Linked DNA regions of Homo sapiens: region 1 is linked to region 2. A link is a contact called in ENCODE Hi-C or POLR2A ChIA-PET data. All regions are on one chromosome and are shown on one strand. The core of a region is the stretch at or near the end of the contact, and the rest is flanking DNA. Distances in the headings are between cores, read along the strand shown. Region 1 has its middle 51 kb from the start of EFNB2. Region 2 overlaps LOC107984626 (a long non-coding RNA gene).

What was found. A loop is a pair of places that touch in the nucleus more often than their neighbours do. ChIA-PET counts read pairs that join two places held with the same protein, here RNA polymerase II (POLR2A).
Region 1: a loop to region 2 is called in a map of cardiac septum, with 2.2 times the contacts of the local background. The contact joins two enhancer-like sites. A Hi-C loop is called at or near these places in 1 of 168 maps with a recorded cell type or tissue (cardiac septum). POLR2A ChIA-PET finds 5 or more read pairs at or near these places in 1 of 52 experiments (AG04449).

What each region holds. Positions count from the first base shown.
Region 1 is chr13:106,483,410-106,486,135 of GRCh38, reverse strand. No RefSeq gene overlaps it. Among named protein-coding and RNA genes, the nearest start is that of EFNB2, 51 kb to the left of the region's middle. Within about 2 kb of position 1,320, at least 4 of the 41 ENCODE cell types and tissues checked have a DNase peak (open chromatin) inside an H3K27ac peak, as active enhancers do.
Region 2 is chr13:106,276,278-106,279,436 of GRCh38, reverse strand. All of the region lies in intron 2 of LOC107984626 (a long non-coding RNA gene), which reads left to right. Among named protein-coding and RNA genes, the nearest start is that of LINC00460, 99 kb to the left of the region's middle. Within about 2 kb of position 1,738, at least 2 of the 41 ENCODE cell types and tissues checked have a DNase peak (open chromatin) inside an H3K27ac peak, as active enhancers do.

The DNA.
Region 1 (2,726 bases), core at 71-2,570, 210 kb before region 2:
TCTATCTTCCAGTGGGTCTAGGAGTATTTGATCTCTTAGTTCTTCATCAACTGAGTGACCTGCATGATGTTCAAGATGACAAAAAAGATGTGAGACAGGTTTCTATACACATAACTCCAACTTTTTTGTTTGTTTGTTTTACATGAATAACTAGTATAGCTTAGATTCCTTTACATGCTAAGAAAGCATAGAACCTGTGGAATCTGGGGCACCTCTGTCTGGAACTTCTGTTTCTTCATGTGACCCAAGGCAAACCACATAGCAGGTCCTTGACTTAGGCCAGCCATCTGCAACGTGGACTCCCTCGGATACTCATTGAGACTTCCTAAGACTTAGGTCAATTACATGCAGCTAATGTTGAAGTGTAGCTCATAAAACACAACAAATCCAAAAATCTCATCTCTGTTTTCAGCAGAGAACACACAGGTTAGTAGGGAGCCGTGGGGAGAGGCAGAGGCAGCACTGGTTTCAGTCACCCTCAGCTAGCACCTTTTCATTAGATGGGCCTGAGACACTCAAAATGAGCTCACCTAAGCAGATTCTTGCTTATTGATAAGTCTAGAAGCTTCATATAACGAACACACACACATGTGCATGCATGCATACACACACACACATTAATTTGTCCACTCATATAACATCATTTATTTAGCACTTACTATCTACCAGGCAGTGTGCTGAATATTAGAGATTATAACATGAAAGACAGGATTCCTCCTATGAGGGAACTCACGGTCCACTTAGGAATTTTAAAACCTCATGAACAGCAATTAGGCATCTCGGATGCAGGTGAGAAAGGAAGGAAGAAGGCTTACAGCTGCTCTAGGTCTGAATTCCTTGGGCATTGTTTTAGGAAGGTGTTTGTCTATTTGTAGCTGTCTTTTCATCCACCTGTATCTTCTGTTACTGCCAGTTCAATTTCTTTCCTTTTAAATCTTTCATTACATGTATGCCGACTGGCTGGTTAAGATGCTAAATTTAGAATCGCTGTTCTGCTCTTCAGAACGTCTTAGGAGTTTGCCTCAAGTGCCTGCCTCCAGCCTTAAAGGGCAAATCAAAAAGTTTCCAACTGGTTTCCAGCCCACATTACAATGTGTATGTGTATTTGAAAGACTGTTTCTTGGCTATAATTGGTAGTTTTCTGGTAGCTGGTTCTGAGGAAAGAATTGCAGAGAACTTTATGTCCGCTAACAGTAGTTAGCCCTGGACCCAAAAACAGTAGGGAAAAAAAGGAAGTCTGAGTATCTGGGGTGTTTGCCAAAGTGACCTACAAGCTACGTGCAGCATAAGCATTTCAGACGAGCAGACGCGGGGCTCCTCCTGCATAAACCCAGGTCCCTGCCTCTTAACTTCCGTCTTTGTAAAAGGGGAGGGAAAAGATAAGGGTCTCCTACCAACTCCCTTAAATATTTCAGATAAAAATAATGACGGCATTAATTACACTTCAACTTACACCAGTTTATTCCTCCACACTGTTGGCTGGGTGTCAGGAAAAGATGAAAAACATTTTCCAGGAGTGCCTGTGTCAGAAGTTCGTATTCTGTGTAGCAGTCACACGTGGGCTTATATAAAAAAAAAAAAAGTCTGCTTAAGCATGGTGGAAGCACCATTCTCCATTTCCAAAACTATCGGGTACTTTGCTAAACAATGGAAAATGTACCTTGATAGTTTGGTCTCTGAAGCTCCCACTGAGGCCGCGCTGCCGGGACTGGGTTTTTTGCTGCAAACAGTTGCTGAAAAAGTGGGAGGCATTAACGTTTGTGTGCAACACAATGAGTGGAGCCAATAAAGCCTCGTGTGCTGTGGACGTTAACCACAGGGAGAGGCAGCTGTCCATTGGAAAGGTGGCATACCAAGTCCTCACCTCCTAAAGATGGCCTGGTGGGACATGCTCTCTCCCTGAGTCACCATCGCCTCAGGGACCACGAGAACATGGATTAAAGCCACATGGCTTTTCATCCCCTGTGCGTTGTTTTTGAGTCTCAATTATGCTAACTTTAAGAACAGATTCCAGAAAAGTGTTTGAAATATGGCAATAGAATTTTTTAACCAGCACCGCCGGCCAAGCAGGTACTACTATTACAACAGTGATTAGGCAGTTTGAAGAGTCTGGCAAATGCTTTATAAGGTCACCCCAGCTTTTTATAGCAGCAAACAGAAATCCTTTGGGAAAACTTTTCTACTGCAGACCATCGGCACCCGCGTGTTCTGTGATGCTTCTTGGTTTTGGATATCAATATCTGATTTCTGACATTCAAGTATGTCTACCTATGAACTCTGCAGAGCCCTAAGGTAGGGAGACTGGAGATCTGTGGAGCTTTCTGTTTGCAGGTGATGTGCTTTTTATCCCTTTGGTTCTTTTTATTTTTCCTAGTATTTTACTTTGGAAATTTTCAGATATACAGAAAAGTTGAAAGACAGAACAATGAACTCCCAGCTATCTTCTATGTAGAGTCAATAATCAGCACTTTGTACATATGCTCATGCTCTGTGTGTTTCTATGTACATCAGTATGTGTGTATGTGTGTATATGGATGTGTACACACATTCCTTGGCTGAAGAATTTTCAGATCTCACAATACTTTCTTCCCACATGTCAGCATCTCGGAAGATGAAACCCTCTTGTATAACCACAATGCCATTATCAGTCTTGAGAAAATGTACAAGCATTTCATAATATAATCTACTATCTAATCTATTAAATTTATCTTTTTAGGTTTTTTTTA
Region 2 (3,159 bases), core at 489-2,988:
AACAGAAAACCTACAGGTGAGACGCTAAAGCAGAGTCAAGACATACTTAGATGTGGCCAGGATCTGTTCTGCCTCAGTAAACAAAACAGTAGAGGTATAGGAATATCAGTAGAGTTTGTCTCAAGAATCACCACAGATATTTTGTAGTATTTGCATCTTTCACTATAAAAAAGTCATTCAGATTCAGTGCAAATTTCCCCCTCTTGCTGCAATGCCTGAGCTTAGCGGCTGCTCTCCCCTGGAGTCTGAACAAAGCTGGCACCTTGCTATAAACTGCGTATTTCTTACCAAAGTATTTTAAAAGTACTAAGGAATGTTTAACTGCAAGTAAAGGGGAAAAGCCACACTGGGAACATCTTTTTCCAAGAAAATGTCAAAAGCTAATTCACTTAATTAAAAGTCTGAATTACAGCACCTAATTTTTTTAATTGAATGAGAATATTACAATAACTGAAGACAAACAATGTTTCTAAGCAATTTAGGATTCACCTTAAACTTAGAAATTCAAAATTCTACAGCAGAATTGATCTTTATTTCCGCATTTAAAAAATCTATGTCCTATGTTTTTTAGGGGGGTTTTCAATCTAATAAATGAAATTTTATAGGCTACGCATGTAGAAAATGACCTGAACTTCTCCGTACTCGCTGTTTATAGCTATGCATTGTCATCCTAAAAGCAATCCTTTACAGCGTTCTGTAGAACATGTTGAGAAACTTAAGTTATTATTTAGGAGGGGAATCTTTGAGGTAATACAGCTATTCCCATGACGGCCTAGATTCTCTACTGTCTAAAATTCTTTCTGGGCAGTCATTGAGTAGAATGGTAGGCATTTAAAAGCGTATGTATTACAGGTCTAAAACTGATGAATAGAGTTAGCAGGATGCGGAGAGGTGTTCTCACCTTCATGCTGCTGCTCATCGGATGAAGGTGGTGAAGGGGAAACAGTTCTCTGCCAGCATGGAGGGGGATCCACCAGCAGCTCATCTAGTTGATATTCGCAACCTGAAGTAGTAAGGGCCATTCATCCAAGTGGTGAATGGGACTTGAATGTATGGGTAACTCAGATCCTAGCCATTGAGACATTGTGTACATCGATCACATTCACAGCTTTAAGGAAAGCAACCTTTAAAAGTGCCCAATGTGTGTTTTTGAGGTGGTGATGGGTGCTACGTGGGAAGAGAACAAACCAGCAAACCTGGCTTCTTGCAGTCCCCACCCCCTTTTTTTTCCCTATATATGAGTGGGAAAAATAGTCCTCAGCTTGCTTCCTAGGTTTGCTGGGTAGATGCACACACTCGTGAAAGTAAAATGCTAGGACAATCAAAGGACATAAACTCAGCCCTGAATGTGCAGAGACAGCTCAGTTTCTCCTGTTGGGCCTGGAGAGGGGAATACTGAACTGTAATCTCTCAGTGTGGGTTTCGGCTGGCTGACAACAACCTCATTAACAGTGGCAGCCAGTCGGGTGCGGCTTAACTTCCATACTTGGTGGAGAGGTACGCTAAGAAGAGTTCGATGCAAAGCCTTCTATCCAGGGGGGTACAAACCAGCAGGGAGGAAGGAGTTGGTTTCCCAGGGGGCTTTTAGGGGTAATCTTGTTAAGAAACGTAGGAAGATTATTTAAATGCCTCTTAAGCAGCAGTTCCTCCCTCTTGATATTTTCAAGGCCGGTAATCTGGTCTTTGTTTTATTTTGGTGCTGCCAGTCCCACTAGTGATAGGGTTGGCATGCAGCTGATATTGGCAGCGTGCTCACTGTCATCAGATGCCAGCTTAAATGGATGCTGCACTGAAAAGCCAGCATCCTGTGCTTCCAGTGCCAGCCCTGATTTGTATGAAACCAGCAGGTAATTTTCTTTGTTTGGAGCAGTGATTTTTTTTCCCTTTTATGATTCACAATTAATTTTCTGGCTGGAAAATAATATCTGGAAATACTGTGTCCTTTATACATCGTTACATAAATAGGCACAGAAGGAGAAAATTGGTGAAAAATGCATTTCATTGACATTATTTGTGTGAGTGTGAGATTCCTTCTATGTAGTTTTGGCTGATTTTGTTCAGGTAAAAATTGAGCCTAAAGGGCCTAACGGCAAAGGTTAGTGCTTTTCTTACTGTGTCAGTGAAATAGGAAAAGCTGCTTAAATATTCAGTTATGATCTGGAAGTTTTTCTACAATGCACTCCAATTTAGCCCCCATCATGTCCATCACTGAACAGAAGCATGTGTAATAAATAGAGAATAGTAATTTATTTTTCAGATAGAAGTGAGAATCGAAGGCATAGATTTGTCTTCAAACAGGTTGACATGACTCACTATGGTTTGGCGTATGACTGCTTCCTTCTTAAGTAGCTAGTTAGCTGAAAAACCTTGTATTATTCATCATCTTTTTTTTCCCTTTCCAGAGAAACCTGTAAAACATGCTGACTATATAAGCTATTCTCAAAATACACGGTCATTTTCTTGGAAGAAGGAATGGTATCGGGTTGTTGATTGTGGAATGTGGATTGTAGTCAGTTATGCTAACATTTCATTTAATCCCTTCAAAATTAAATAAATTAAATGCTAATAAAACTCTTTTACTGAGGTGTCTACTAACCCTGTGACCGTCTCAGAGGGATACCTACAGCTGCATTTGGGGTTCCAATATAGTGTAAGATTATTTTCTCAAGTTTCAAGCTTAAATAAGCTGAAGATTTTGTTGATTCTGGGTTGAGATGGGGGGTGGTTGTGTGAGGATTAATGGAGCCATTTTGAAAACCGTTGCTAATCAGGCTAAAATGAATCACACATTTATAGGGATGTTGGCCTTTTTGCATTTGTGTGCATAGCAGACACAGTACACTCAGTATCTCCTGTGAACTTATTTAAGTCAGTAGTAATTCCTTGTTAAATATCCAAATCTTTGGGGAATCAAGCTGTAATCCCAAATAAACTAATTGTGGAAGGTCACATGTAACTGACTATTATGAACTTTCGTGAAGTGGGTAGCAAGGTGATTAGAGTTTCTATTTGACGACAGCTTCCTATAGACTAACAGTTCCCTGATGGCAAAGCTCATTTTAAATAAAAGCATCTGAGTTATTTTCTGAAGATTTGAAGGCATTTTTTTTTCTTTGGAACATCTGAAGCAAAATTGGTTTGGAGAAAACACAAGAATCA